Regions from separate parts of the Homo sapiens genome. Here region 1 is linked to region 2. A link is an interaction called in ENCODE POLR2A ChIA-PET data of the cell type or tissue named here. Cell type or tissue: Caco-2. All regions are shown on one strand. Each heading gives the region's core, and the rest is flanking DNA. Links, peaks and the distances in the headings are about the cores only.

Region 1 (8,118 bases), core at 1,484-6,483, 440 kb after region 2:
AAACAAGGTCCCGGCCGGGCGCGTGGGCTCAGGCCTGTGATCCCAGCACTTTGGGAGGCCAAGGTGGGCGGATCACTAGGTCAGGAGTTCGAGACCAGTCTGGCCAACATGGTGAAACCCCGTCTCTACTAAAAATGCAAAAATCAGCCGGGTGTGGTGGCCTGTGCTACTCTGGAGGCTGAGGCAGGAGAATCACTTGAAACTGGAAGGTGGAGGTTCCAATAAGCAGAGAGTGCGTCACTGCACTCCAGCCTGGGCAACAAGAGCAAAAATCTGTCTCAAACAAACAAAACAAAAACAAACAAACAAAAAACAACGAGGTCCCAGGAGATGCTGATGCTGCTGGTCCATGGACCACACTTTGAGAACTGCTGCCCTTTGTATATCGAAAGGATGGAGATAGAACAGGAGGTCTAAGATTCCTGTGGGGCACCATTCTCTTCCCCGACCACAATCATAAGGAGAGTATTACGTAAGAGAATGACCCTCTGTTTCCTAACAATAACAGAAAAATTGACAATCTGAAGCAAGAGATGCTCAGACTTTTAGAAAGTTGTTAAATATTGAAATGGGATAGCAGAGAAACAGTGGAATCCTCTTGTCAGGAGGTTATTAAAACTAGGGACAACTTTCATTTCGATGGTATGATTTCAAAGGAAGACAGGGAGTATCAACCAACACATTCCTATCTTGTGACAGGTGAAGTTTTTCTTTCCTACCTGCCTAGCTGTGCTACATTAATTGGCCTCTTGACAAGGCATGAAACTTTAATCTTCTTTTAAAAATTATTTAGCAATCCAATCACAGTTCAACAAGATAAGCTATTTTAAGTGGAAAATATTAATTTCATTAGGATGTATAAAATATTTAAAATTATCCAACCCAAGAAAAGAAAAAGATAACTAAGAATAGTCCATACTAAAAAAAAAAGAAATCTCTGTAATGACTTTGTACTTGCTTTGTTTAAATCACTTGTTTTTTTTTGTTTTTGTTTTTGTTTTTTCTGGTTGTCAGGATCAGCAGAAGTATGTGTTTCCTAGAATCAGAGAAACCATCAATAGCCAATAGAATACATTCACGCAATTACAAAAGCCATACACATGTAAGTCAAAATTTCAGGTAGGGGAAGAAAAAGTTTAGCAATTTACACATTAGAAGAGCTACATAAATTCTCACCAGGATAATGCAAACACTCATAAAGATGTCCTCACATGGGCAATCAGCTGGTTAGTAATCCTAAAAATGGGACACAGGGAATGTAACTTATAGATTGCCTATTCACATGTAGAAGCAATAGGTACTAAGAGAAATCAATTTCATCAGGTTGAGGTGGATCACAATGTATGTGTCACCTGCACTTGAAGACCCTGATCTGCTATGTGTGAGGGTGAGGGAAAGTCTCAGGATGCTGGAAATCCCCAGAGCAGTGCTTGCCCCATGTCGGGGCCCCCAGGAGGCTGGCACCAAGTGGTTAACTTGTTGAGCAGGCTTTGTAGAAAATATGTTCGATGTTAATCTCCTAAAAAACATCCAACCACATTGCTGACCCCACATCTCAGAATGCAGCAATCTTTATGTGTGAAAGAATGCATTCTTTCCAAGTGGACACTTCACACTTCAGCAGTAATGAGCCTGAATGTGGCTGCAGTCATGTGTCATTCCAACCCGAGATAAACAGATTCAAACGTGCCTTCTATGATGACCTCGCTTACTGTGGGAAGCCTCACTGGGACGTTTTTCAAATCATGGCATATTTAAGATTTTAATGGTCTTTTGATTTCTGTGCTAGAGTATTTTATCATCTCTACCGACCCTCAGAATTCTCTTTGTGAGGTTTTATTTTGCCTTACATGGCTCTTACAAGTTGCTCTTTTAAAACGGAAGAGCTCTTGTACCAAATATTGACACTGTTTGTTTTCCCCAGTCATAATGAAATAGGCGCTAGTTGATTCACATTCATTTCTGTTATCTGAAACCTCTATGAAACTCTAATGGGGTAGATCCGGTTTCCTTCCAAAGGATCTGCTGCATCTATACAATTAAAATTCCATCCGTCCTAAACCATTAAAATAAGACAGCAGGACAGGCTTGCTTCTTTAAATGAACCTAATAGAAAACCACAAAGAATAGCAGCATCTCAGTATCTCTCATTAAAATAACACAAATTTCATTCTACTTTTTAAGGTGACTACAACCAAGATAATAATCGTGTGTGTGTTGAATAGATACAGATCTCTTCACATACCTGTGTGTCAGTGTGCAGCTCTGTAATCCAAAAGATAACATTTATGAAGTCCGCATTGTATAAGATACGGACAGTGAGCTCAGCGATTATTCTGGCTGCACTGAAAAGATGAAAGATGAGCAACCAACAGAGCTCTTTTACACGGAAAAGACCTCAGGGAGGATTCATAATCCTTCACGTCACTGTCTACTGGATCTAATAGAATCTGTAGACTAGGGACAAAACATTGAAATGGGCAAAGAAATTTACATCACATCAATGACAGTATTATATAAATAGGGTTAAACTTTCAACAATAAAATTGCTTAGGATTTAATAGTAATTTGCTTTCTATAAATGATTTCGTCCCTCTGGTGTGACCTGAGAGGGAGTTTACAAGCATCAGGTTGGTTGGAAAGTGGGAGATTATTTCTGTGCAATGGCTGTGTTTTTTAATACACTAAGAAAAAAAAAAATCAGTTGTAGAAAGCGTTGGAAAATATTCTTAAAATCCTCTAGTCCCATCATGGAAATCATCTAATTTAAACCAATCCAGTACAGAAGGTAGTCTATACATCTATACATGACACTGTAGAAATAATCTACTAACAAACTCTCCTTGTGTTTAGAATAGAAGCTATGTGAAGGGACCGAGCATATTTTTATCTGTGTATTCTTCAAACCCAGCACTGTGACTGGCACGTAAAAGACACCAGATGTTTGCTAAATGAATGAATGAATTTTCCATTCATAGGGAAAGAGAAAAAGACTTCCAGCATTACCCATGTGTCTTCGGGTTCTAAAATCTTCATCCCCATTGAAGTCCAGACTGAATGTGAAATTGGTCATTTAAATGAAGGACTTTGGCGACTGGTCCCAATAGTCATAGAGCTGCCTGAAAACTCTGTCCTGACAATCACTATGTATAAACCAGCACCTCTACTGAATAATAAAGAAAAAAGCAAAGGAAAGAAAGAAAGAAAGGAGTGTGAAAGCCAGTTTGCATGGCCAGATGGCTAATGAGAAGAGGAGGTAATTTTTAAAAATATGTAAGTTTTAAGTGAGAGTTTAAAAAAAAAAAAGTTACTTTAACCTCTGCTTTAATTTCCTACCCGATGGCTTTGCCTGCAATTTACAGTGTGGGATAATCCTTGAGAGATCAGAATTCCTTAGCTTGACATTTGGGCTTACTACTAAACGGGTCACTCATCCCACTCTAGACATTTCCATCTCTTATAATGCTCCAATTTAGTGTGTCAGATCCAGCTGGAACAAATCCCTTATTGTTTCCTGCACATTTTCCTCTCATTTAGCATTTTATATTCATTGGAGGGCACCAACTTTGCATGTCAAAAAGTGTGCTTACCTTGGGATACTGAAAGGGGGACCATGTGCTCCTATGCTCAGAGATCTGATTTCAAGAGGGGAAAATGCAATTATATTGATTACTGTAGTACCTGGTAAAAATTAATTACCATATTTCATCCAATCTAATATGCCAGTGATAGTAAAATGCAGCGTTCATTTATGTAACTGCTAAGAGAGGAAAAGCATGGCCAATTAAACAATACACTAGCAATTGTTAGGCCCGACCTGATTTCGCAAGTTAAATGTGAAAAAAAAATGGTGCATCTTGAAATCAATGAAATATAGCGGTATTCATAAGTTACAAAGGGCTGGCAGAGAAGGGCGATCACATCTGGGCCGAGAAAACTACAAAAGAGAGGCATGGTGAAGGGGATGCCACGTGAACCAGGCCTTGCAGGGTGGGGAGTTTTCTGTAGGTGGAGACAGTGGCATGGACAAAGGCTTGAAGTAGACTGTGAATGTGTAGGGAGTAGAGGTTGCCATTAGGTTAGAGCTTAAGGTGCAGGATGGGAAGAAATGAAAGATTAAGACAAGCTGATGCCAACGAGAAGGCAGTGGGGAATCCCCTAAGATTTGAGTGTTGTATCATAACCCACAGAGACCATTAATGTGGTAGTGGTGTCTAGGATGACATCACAGCTATGCTCAAACCCTTCAGTGGATTTGAGTTGGACCAAACCCAGACTTTTTTTCAAGGAAGCTAAAACTCTCAATGATCTGGCCGTCACCTCCCTCCCCAACCTGTCCCACTGCTCTTGACCACGGATGCTCTAGCCAAGCTTGAGCCAGTCACGGTCTTTCTACCTTGAGGTGGATGTACGCTGCTCCCTCTGCCTGCGCCACTCTTCCCTGGGAGGAAGGGACCTGCCCTGGCCAACCCCATCCCGAGTCTACTATTTTCCCATTCAAGCCTCTGCAGGCTTCCTTCCTAGCACCCATCACAACTTCAAGTGTTTTTCTTCCCAGGTTGATTTGCTTTTGTCTCCCTCCTTGGAAAGAAAGGTTCATCTGTATAGCAACCATATCTCTCTTAGCATCTGTTGTATCCCACAGCACCTGCAGGGAGCAGGCATTCTATGAGCATTCGGTGAACGAATAAATGAGTGTCTGACCCCCTCCTTCCCTACCGCATATTCAGCTCTAAGCCAGAAGGCCAGATGGGCCCCAGACCTACTCAGTCTCACCATCTGGAAAGAAGGCAATTGCCTAAGAATGTCTCTCTGGGATGAGGAAACCCTTCACTGTCAGGTGACAATCAAAGGACAAGTCTCAGTCCATCCAAGGACACTGCCACCTTCCTCTCCTTTCAGTGACCTGCTCAGAAGGTGCATAGGTTGTTGCTGATGGCAGCACCCATCCCTCCTCATCAAGTGACTGCCCTGTCTTCCTCCCTCCCTGATGCAAGCCCATCAAATAGTGTTGTCCTCACTCAATCCCGCCACAAATCTAGTGTCATGCTGAACGGTGGGCCTGTTCCATTAATTTTGACTGCCTTATTAGAAACCCCTTACTTGTGAGGATTACAACGTCTGGGAAACAGTTCAATAAAGAACAGCTATTGGGCCCATCATTGGTCTCTGAATGCTGCTCCATCATATGACTGAATGGGCCTCAAGGGAGAGGTGAGGGATCATACCTGTTTCATTACCATCATAGCTGGTGCTGAGAACAGAGGTCCTCAATTAACATTTAATGATTGAATGAGGGAAAACATCAAATAAGACACTCTTCCCATTGGGCTCCGTTATATAATCAATCATACTCTTCTCTTAAATCCAAAATATCTGTAAGCTTTTCTTTAGAGCTTTTTCTTTAATAACAGACACAAAGAGATGAACTGAGTTAGGTAGCAAATTAAATGGCTCACATAAGGTTCTCATCCAGGCTGCATTTCTCTTGAGCATTCCACCAAATGCCTTCTAAATGGCCTGTTGGCAGGTCCTCTGTGTTCAGGAAGCAGATTTGGAATGTACCCTCTGGATCTCTGTCTGGCTGGGGGCACTCCACATCTCCCTGACAGAAGGGGCCTTCTATGAATTTCTGGGCAGTGCCTATGTCTCCCTGACCTAGAGCAAGCTGACCGGATTCATCAATTGTAGTATAGGACCATCTGCACCCCATATTGCTTGATATCAGGCCGTTGCTTCTGCCAACAAGAACAACATCTGTTGTGTCTACTGTGGCTCAGGAGCCCACTAAATCATGAGCAGCACCCCCATGTCTCAGTTCTCCATAAACCTTGCAAAGAGGCAGAAGGCATCTGTGTTCATGCTGCATTCTGCAAGCCACTTCAGCTTCCCACCCACCCCAATTTGGCACACATCTCCCAGACTGGGAGGGAAAAGTGGTGGGAAATTTTTTCTCTGACACTACTCTATTATCTGGACAGACTTCTTCAGCCCCTGAGCTATTTCACAGAACCCACTGAGGTCACAAGGTGATGCCAAGCCTGTGGATGAAACGTGACTTGGCAGCACCCAACTGTCCTGGACCTCAGCATTTGATCACTATGGATCTCAGAGCTCAATGTTGACCAGAAGGAAATGATTTCCTGTTCACCTGGGTTTGCTCTTAAGGATTTATTCAGATCCAGCCTGGCAGAGTCCACCCGAGCGTCACTAACTGCAGGTGCTTCTCTATCGAGTTTCTCAGTGCGTCACCGCTCAGCGATGAAGCACTGGATTGAAGTCCAATAGTATCAGCCAATGCCAAAAACAAGAGGACTGGTCTTCAAGAAAACAGTAAACAAAGCAGTTTGGAAATTATGCAAGAAAATTTTTAAGAGGATTCGGTTCAAGTTAATAAATGCTGTCTTAAAAAGTTGATGCCAAGCCACCCAAAGTGAACGAATACTATTCATTTGTGCAGGAGAGAGCATCAATTTAGAAATATTTTGCTTCATTTTTGCCTTCGTTACTACATTCTGGAACTGAGATACATATCTTCCTCCAAATTAAGTGGCCAGATGAGAACAGTCTCAGTTCTGAAAAACTTAGGTACCTGCAGCAAGCTCTCATGGAAGTACACATGGTGGCACTGACCAACTTGACTGACTGGAGCCAAGGTCAAGGACATGTGCCCCCCCCTCCCCCCGCTTTATTTTATGACCACAGCCTGAAAACCTAACCCTAGCCAGTTCAAATGACAAATCATTGGCCCTAGAACCCTAGAAAATGTGGGTTAAATATAATTTCCTTAAATTAATGAAGTTTTAATGAATCAATTTATTGGTTGGTTTGTAAAACAAAGTCCAATAAATACTTCTATCATGCTCCTGCATATGGAAATAAGACAGAATAATAAAAGGAACCCCAGGATAACTAGAAGTAAATATATCAATCCATCCCCAAACCCTAGAGGAAAAGAAAGGTGCTTTTATAGTAGGGGAGAGCTACAATCAAACCCCCAGAGCTTAATAAGAAGAAAACAAAGACCTTGCCACCCAGACATGGTTTAGACTGGGCCTCCCAGACACCATGGGCAGGGGAGGGACAGAAGAAGAGCTTTTTCAGGATATAAATGTTAGAGATTTTGTGAGACACTCAGGCTACAGGGACAAAGGCCATTCTGTGAAGGAGATGTGAGGTCTAATGTAACATTTTATGGACATTATTGATTATCTACAAAATTTTCCACTGGAATTATCTGACTCTTTTTTAAAGTCTGTATTTAAAAGCTCTCTCCATAAGAGTTCAAAGAATGCTCCTATTTACTATCTCATTTGTCTCCACTACTCACTGTGAAGTAGCAAAGATAAGGATTATCCCACTTTATAGTACAGGCATCTGAGATAAAGGATTGCAGTAAATCTGACATGTTTGGAAGTGGGTATGTGAGGAGGGAAGAAATCATATGCCAGGGTGGCTTCTTTTAGATCACACACACACACACACACACACACACACACACACACACACACCCCTTCCTTTATCGTAATAACACTCATCTCTTTTGGATGAGAGAAGATATCCTGATAAAGTTAATATAAACAACTCCAAAAGAACCGTGCAGTAGAACTTCATCAATTCAGGACTTCATGATTTTGGAATGTATGCTTATTGATGACACCTGACCCTTCAACATTTGCACCTATCAATAAGTGATCGGTTCCTTAAGCAAATGCAGATGACACCTAGGTCAGGGCACAGGCTCAACTGTGAATGAGAGTAGAGAATAAAATCAAAATCCTTTCAAGTTTTAAAGACTCTATGATAATATGCTTTTAAGCACCAGAGACATTATCTTTTTTTTTTTTTTTATAATCAGTGTAACTATAAGTCAAGGAGAATAGATTTTGGCTGGTGCTCTTGTCAACTATAAATCATGGCTGCTTATTTATTAAAGTAAGCTGAGCGGTGAGGACTACTCTGCCAGCTCATTACCAGTTGCTGTAGGTATTTCAAAGTAATAGTTCTAATCTTATAGGATGCCTGCCTAGAAGAGACCTTAATTTCATCATTGTCTATACTCCTTATTTATAAGGAAGGCCCAGAAGAGTTAAATAACTGGCACACTAACATTCAGTT
Region 2 (8,118 bases), core at 1,922-6,921:
CCATCTATACTTCTCACATCTCTACACTCCAGAGGTTTAAATTCAGATCTCTTTACACTATAATTTTTAAGTGTTTTAAGATCCCTTCAAAAACTTTCTCTACAGTCTCCTTCTTCCTCAAAGAGTATATATGTGATCAAACCAACCTCCAAACTCAGCTTCATTTGGATGAATGATTAAGACTTTTTCATTTGTGTATTTTGTTCCTATTCATTCACAAAATTCTCTTAATTTTTCTTTTGTTTTGTGTTGTTGTTGTTGTCCTTCATATGAATTGAAACAGTCACAAAATAACCAGTCGACTCAGGCAATTTTAAGAACAATCACTGAAGCAATATGTGGTAATGACAGATAAAACAGAACAGGTAAACTAGATGTTCCCTATTTAGCCAATTATTTGTAGATACAAACATAATTCCCTATTCACATATGAAGTCTTTGTTTATTTGCATTAAGGCTGCATGGCCATATCTGTTCAAATTTGCAGAGTGTCATATTTTATTATGATGATCATTGTAAAATAGATTGCTAATATCTTCCCCGTACCCAAAATCTGTCAGAGATATTTTAGGTATCACTGCACCACTAACTCAAGCTGTTCATATAGAAGGAAGGTAATCAGAATTGAGAGAAAAAAATAGAAAAGAAAATAAAAACCATTTCCCAAAAGTGCAGGAGCACATGAAAACTTGTCTAGCTAATCATCAGGAGTGTAAAATGTTTATTTCTCAGTTAATAAGCACCACCTGTGTTTATAAGAAGTCTCTGATGACTTGTTTTGTCTCTTGCAAAGAACATAAAACGTTCTCAGATGGATTTCATAGAGTATATGCAGATTATTAATACATTTTCAAATCCCACCATGACTGATGCAGCCTTCATTGTCTTCTTTCCACTCCCTACTACACACTTTCTTCTTTAATTTTTTTATTGAAATGATATAGTATAAAAAATCATTGACTACATATAAATCAATTGTCTGTGACATGTTACAGGGAAAAAGAAAACATCAAGATTGCCAATAACAGGCACTCAGTCTCATAAAACTTGTAATCAACTTCTAAGCCAAGGCGTAAACTGTAATATATTGCCACAAACCTATAACAATAATAAACTATTTGAATTGCACCTTCACATTCTCAGTCGTTAATAACAAATAAGCATGAAAAAATTTTGACATTCATTCATTTTAATGGGTGTCTGCTTGTTTATCAGATTGTGTCATCTGGCATTACAAAATACAGCCTTATCCTTGGAAGGGTATGTAGAGAGAAAGTGTCTAAGCTTTGGGTACTAACTACAGACAATAAGGACTCCATTTGTTGGAAAATTTTAAGAGTAACTTATTCTTTATCTCAGTTCAAAGATTATACCAAGCCTTTCCTTAGTCCTAAGAGAAAATAAAAAAGCAGATCCTCCATCTGATTAATTTTTATTATTAGGACTCCTCCAGGCATCTATTGCTGCAGAAAAGCCACTTCAAAATGGTGGCTTGAAACAATAACAATCACTTATTTTGCTTATAAATCTGTTAGCTAGCCGGGCTCCACTTGACAGTTTTCATCTGAGGTCTCTCATACAGTGGCAATCAGTCTGTGGCTGGGTCCGAGGGCTGAGGTTGTCTTGAGAGCTTTTCATTCACGTTTAGTGCCTGGGCTGGGAGGATTCAAACAGCTGGGTGCTGGAACAGCTGGAGTTCCTTGGGCGGCTCTCTCTGCCTCTCATCTCTCCATGTGGTCTCTGCATGTGCTGGCCTCAGGGTAGCCAGACTTCTCACATGGTGACTGAAAGCTCAGAGCAATTGTCCTGAGAGGGAGCAGGTGGAAGCAGAATCACCTTTTATGACCTAACATCACAAATCACACTTTGGCCGCTCTCTACTAGCCGAGACTGTCACACAAGCCCAGGTTCAAGGGGAAGAAATATACATGCCACCTCTTGAGGAGGAGTCAATGAGGTTCTTAGATAACATGGGAAACAGTGTGGTCAATTATTTTTGCAAAATACACTCTGCCACCTAGAGTTCTGTGGCACACGTCCACACTCCAATGCACACACACTCACACACAATAAACAGAATTCTTGCTTGATAATGCAGCGAAATACCATGAGGCTAATAGTGCAAAGTTTCCTGAAATGCTCCCAAAAGCTCCCATAGTTGTGCTGTAGTCACTTTGTAAATGACCATGTTAGACAAATACAGTTGGGTTCATGAAAAGATGTCTTAGTGCCTTCAATACACCAAGAGGCAGAAAGAATCTCAGAAGCCTCGTTGCTCAAAATAGGGCTTATGGACCAGCAGCATCGCGTCACTGGAGCGCTGGTTAGGAATGCGGATGCTCAGGCCCCACATGGACCTACTGAGCTAGCATCATCCCCAGGTGATCTGCATGCACATCAAGCATTGTCTTACAGGACTGTGCAGTATGGAGTGTTCGCCAAACAAATGTGTCTGTGGAGTCCTACGCTGGGCACTTCCTGGGATTATGGGGAATTCACTTTGGGATCACTGTGATATAAGTGTTCATAGGGACCTGCAGCCTCCCCCACACCATGCCCGACTGTCTAAAACTTCTCCCAAGAGAACTTGATGGCTCAGATCTCAGGCCTGAGAGGAGTGAAAAAAGGCTCCTGGCACCTAACCACCCAGCTGTCTAAACTCTTCTCGCCCTCCCCACAGTCCACTGGGGCTTAGGAAGGTGGGCTCTTTTCATAGCTTCCTTTCCTATTTGGTTGGAATTTCCCCTACACCATAATCTAATTTATACTTCATTCTTCACTGTACCCCAGTGCTCAGGGCAAGTCACATAGGAGGGAGTCCACCAGAATCTGTGGAACGAAAGAATAAGTGGGCTGGATGCAGTGGCTCACACCAGTAATCCTAACACTTTGGGAGGCCAAGGCAGGAAGTTTGCTTGAGGCCAGACGTTCAAGACCAGCCTGGGCAACATAGCAAGACTCTATCTCTACAAAAATTTTTTAAAAAACCAGCCATGCGTGGTAGTGCATGCCTGTAGTCCCAGCTACTCGGGAGGCTGAGGCAGGAGAATTGCTTGAGCCCAGGAGATCAAGGATCTAGGGAGCCGTGATCACACCACTGCACTCCAGCCTGGATGACAAAGTGAGTCCCTGTCTCCAAGAAAAAAAACGTGGGGGTGAGTGTGGTGGCTCATGCCTGTAATCCCACTGCTTTGGGAGGTCAAGGCAAGAGGATCGCTTGAGACCAGGAGTTCGAGACCAGCCTGTGCAACATGGCGAGACCCTCTATGTACAGAAATTTTTTAAGAAACATTAGCCAGGCATGGTGGCACATGCCTGTAATGCTAGCTACTTGGGAGGCTGAGGCAGAAGGATCACTTGAGCCCAGGAGGTGGAGGCTGAAGTGAGCTATGATCACACTGCTGTACTTCAGCCTGGGAGACAGAGGAAGACCCTGCGTCAAAAAAAAAAAAAAAAAAAAAAAAGAATAAGTGAATGAATGTTAGCAGACGGGGAACAGAGGAAGAAACCAATTCATAGATAGCTATGTGAACATGGGTCAGGAAGAGCAGTCACTACATCTGTTTCCTTTTCTTTTTCAAGTGTACCTGTGCTCTCCCTTGTCTTACTCAGATGTGCCTTCCCTATGTCAGTTGCTCAGCAGAGGACCCAGGACCATTGAAAAAATGACAGTAAGTTTTATTTAGAAGCCTCACTGAAAACTATAGATGGAGGCCTACAGCTTGGGGGCAGTTCTGTCAGACTGCTCCAACACAGTACTACAACTCACAGTTTATATACAGGTGGTGAAGATTCAGTAAGTGCAAATCTCATGAAAGTTTGGGTGTAAGAGTACATCTGGTTATAGATTACTAAAGTACATTTGGTTATAGATTGTGGATGCATAATCACTAACCCTGTCAGATGTTATCTTATGTGTAGGAAAAGGCAAGGCGAGGTCATTTATCTTTTAAGGAATGTAATGACTCAGGCAAGAGACGTGGGGAGGCTGTGTGCTCTATTCTGTTTTGTCTTCAAGGCATTCTTCCAGAGAGCTGCATTTCATCAGAGTTGGGGGTTCAAGCAGAAATGAGCAAGCGTGGCTTCTTATATTGGTTACTTTGTCTCACAATAGTCAAGTCTGTATATATACTGGCAGTCTTTTCCCAATTTCCATATTCCTCTTCTATTTTCTCCTCCTCCTCCTGTAAGCGTATAGCCCTCAAGGTTGTTTTGCTTATTGTGAAGAAATGGGAAAGAGGAGGAGGGAGAAGGATGTCAGGGGTTTGAGGGATTTGGGAGTGATTAAGAAACAGCAACACATAACAAGCTTGGTGCTTGGACAGGGTTGCATGGGGGAGAAAGTCCCTCATAGAAGAAGTCTGTTCAGAGGCTAAAAAGCAGAGGCCGCTGCTCAGAATGGGGGAGCATAGGCAACTCTCCAGGAGAAGAGGGGAGAAGAGGGGCTCAGATGTCTAGTGATGTGGCACAGCAGCACAGAGAGCAGTCTCTGGGTCAGGGAGCTCAGAGGGCTCATTGGGAAGAATAGCAGCTTGGGATTTTATCATGGGAAGGCCGTGTATTATCAATAGATGACAGCTGTTGGGTGAGGTTATGCAGGTATGCAAATCAGGCAGTTTCTAAATGGCTTCAAAATTTGCTTGTTTGAGCTATTTTAAAAATAACTGATGTGTACAAATTTGGATTGGGCACTAGTAAGCATTTGAGCTAATGGGTCTCAGCCCACAGTCAAAAAATTGACAACTGTGGGGCCAGTTCGCAGAGGCTATCAATGTTCACATATATGAGAGAGGAGGACGGTGTCAAACATTCCCCAGCACTGCACTGCGAGGAGGAGAAAGCAGAGAAGAAGTTGAAGTGGCTAAGGGGTTTTTCTTGGATGCTAGGATTAGCTAATTACGCCTCAAGTAACCCAGCATGGCCCACCCTGTACTATCCTGTAGTGGCAATTCAAGAATCACTGGAATCAATCAAACCATGGAGAAACACAAATTGCTCTCATTTACAGATTCTTTGGGAATGGAAGTACCGTACTAAATGCTATCAAAATACCTACGCTTGTCAAAAAGATGTCATTATTTTACATTTGTCTGATGCTTTACTATAAAATCGAAAATGTCAACCACAATCCTTCTTGCTTAAGAAAATACTGTGTATATGGAAATGGCGTGTACGGTTATGATGACACTATTGACTGGATTTTGGTTATGCATTTTTTTTCAATAAGGAAATCATTGTTATGGAGTTTGTGTTTCTTTTTTTCTTTTTTTTTTTTTTTTTACAGAAGGCAGTATCATTAGTCGGGCACTCAGACTGCATAACCCTTCTTACAACAGGCTCAGTCACAAGGAACCATGTAGATTGGAAAAAGAAACACATTACTGCACACCCATGAAAGGGGTCTTTGTAAAAGCACAGGGGGCAAGGAGGTGCATCTAGATCAATCAGCCTCAAACACAGGGTGAGATATTATCAAACCAGATTTCACTCAAGCTAACAGCTCTTAGCTCTCAAGTTCAACTGTTTTCTAATACATCAAATTTTCCATTAAAAGGCAAACTATTGGTAGCATTTTTGGTGGGGGAGATTATGGAAAATAATTTTAGAATGTTCATGTCCCCTTCCATGGGACAGAGGGAAGGACCTTTCATAGCCAGGTAGCAATTCTAGAAAAATGAAGCCTCTCATGTTGGAAGAAAAATAAACCAATTTTTAATACTCAAGAATACAATGGCTGTTTCCATTTTCAACCTGGTGGTTTATTTACACTTTCGGGACCATTACAGATCTCCTGCGAGGCAGATGAAGTGGATTTCATTTCTGCTCTTACGATCCATAATAGCTGCACCACAAGAAATAGCAATTCCCCTTCTACATCAAGTTATGCTAAGTGAGGATATAACATAAGTGACTTCACATGAACATGGGAATTACATAAATGAGTTGTTTAGGTAAAAACCACTGCTAAGTTAAGCTGCCTATTTTTTCACTCATGAGGGTTGAATACAGTGACAAACTCATTTGTGGATGTTGGGCAATTTGATCCAAGGTGACCTGTTACTGCCTCTGCTCAGAAATACATATTCGTTACAAACTAATTCTCCTTTTACCAAACTCATGACTTTGAGAACAATAATCCTACCTAGCAGCTTGCAAAATCTGTTAGGGCTGGACAAGGTACATTTTTTTTTTTTTTGAGACAGTCTTATTTGGAAAGATCAGTGTAAGAATTCAAAGCCTACTGGTTAAAACCATTAGTCTATTCCTGGACTGGTCCTTACTCACTAAGCCATCCAAGGTGCAACTTAGACATCCTGTGCCCAGGATCCATTCCAATGCCCTATAGACATTCAAATCTACAGCATTTCTTTGAAGTAAGACCTCAAATTCCTCAGGCCAAAACCTTTCCACACAGTTAACTTTGCAAAGAAGCTTACTTATATCAAGGGTGGAAAACATTTTCTTACTTAAATTCTCTCAAGATAAATAATTAGGTCTCTAATTAAAGGCTTGAAGCATTTCTGATTTTACACGAAGACATACATCAGCACAAGAAAACATGTTAGCACGTTCAAAAATAACACCATCATTTAATATCTATATTAAACCTTCTCTTAAAAGCAAGAAACAAGTAGGAGATTGAGTCAGAATTGTTGCACTGTGTCAGCCCCTTCTCAGCCTGTGTCCTGAATTCTCACCTATCATTCTAGCTCTCCTCTAAGTGCAAACATCCAAGCATGTGAAAGTTTTGCGTGCAGGTGTGTTTCCTGTACCTGCCTCAGTGTGAAGCCACCCTGTTTCTGGCCCCGAGGAGAAGTTCTCTTTCCTTGCAGCAACATAATGTTTTAAAAAGCTGACTTTCAAACCTCTTAGTGAATTTTTTAATGGATTAAATTCATCATGTCACCAGCTGCTGTGCAGCTAATAGAGCCATAAAACACTGTATTAAAGGATTACCCATGCAAAATTTCCTCTGGTGCTAATGTGAATTTTAATACTTTTAACATTTAGTTGAGACGGGAATGTCCAAGAACAGCTTGTCCAATAGGTTGTTCTATGAAATTAAGTTCCTCGTCTCATCAGAAATGCCAGGACTCCATTAAGTTAAAGTTTTACAGAGAGGCTACGATGATTCACTGTGCAGCATTTGTGAAGAGAGAGACAGCATCTGCTTCTACATTAATGCTATCTAAAAAAAAAAGAAGAAGAAGGGAGGAGAAAAGCAAAACAGTCATGAATCCCGTAAGTTCACGGAGACTGGGCTGAACAGAAGAAAACGCTAACTTCAGATTTGTGGAAGGTCAATTTATAAAAACGGAAAACAATGCTAATAATTGGGAACACCTAAATTTATATCCTCTTACAAGTCACTTGTCAGAAGGTCAAAAAGTCTCAAAGACACACAAAGTGGCGATTATACAAAATCACATGGATATCAAACTTTGCATAAGAAGAAATGTGATTATCTATATCTGGGCAACAGAAGAAAGAACCGAGGGAAAAATGTAGCTGATAGGGAGTGAAAAGAATCATAGGGAACGATGGCGGAAATTATGTAGTTCAAGTTCTTCATTCTACAGGGGATAATGCTGAGACCCTGAGAAGTTGTAGCTTGCCCAAAGGTTACACAGCTAGTCACATGCAGATTGGAGAATAAATCGCAGGTTTCCTGACACCCAGCCCGAGACACCATGTGTCTCCCTTACGTATCTATAAATATATACATATCGATTTTATTTATGTGAAATGGCTTACATATTAAGTAACAATAAAGAAGCAAGGAGTAGACAATAATAAGATCAGGATCCTCCAGCGATATGTTGATAAATAAGCTAACAAAGCTGTATATATTGCGTGTCGTTTCCAAAATAGTTCTAAATCAGACCACTTTCAGAAGACTTAACTTGAAATGTTACATTCTTTGTTTCATCTCCTTCCCCTTTTTTCCTGAGTGACCCTTCAAATCCAGATTGCAACTCTTACCTGTGCTTCTGAAACATTACAGCATTTCATTATTTGCTAAAGAAATTGCATCTTAAGTGAGGTTACTAAAAACAATGCAATCTTTCTTGAATGTTGTTCAGTAATTGGGCTAAATGTAATCATCGACGGAGGCTG

The links. Peaks named below come from ENCODE experiments on the same cell type or tissue, not always from the same donor. Only the 100,000 strongest peaks of a DNase experiment are listed, where the experiment ranks them.
Region 1: POLR2A ChIA-PET joins it to region 2 with 8 read pairs; 2 of 35 experiments call an interaction of 5 or more read pairs at or near these places.

Annotation. Positions count from the first base shown.
Region 1 is chr6:7,799,473-7,807,590 of GRCh38, reverse strand. All of the region lies in intron 1 of BMP6 (bone morphogenetic protein 6), which reads right to left. Among named protein-coding and RNA genes, the nearest start is that of BMP6, 77 kb to the right of the region's middle. In Caco-2, for the core only: no CTCF peak of the experiment used is centred there; no DNase peak of the experiment used is centred there.
Region 2 is chr6:8,239,528-8,247,645 of GRCh38, reverse strand. The region is part of intron 3 of LOC105374910 (a long non-coding RNA gene); the gene reads right to left. Among named protein-coding and RNA genes, the nearest start is that of EEF1E1-BLOC1S5, 140 kb to the right of the region's middle. In Caco-2, for the core only: no CTCF peak of the experiment used is centred there; a DNase peak (open chromatin) is centred at 3,995.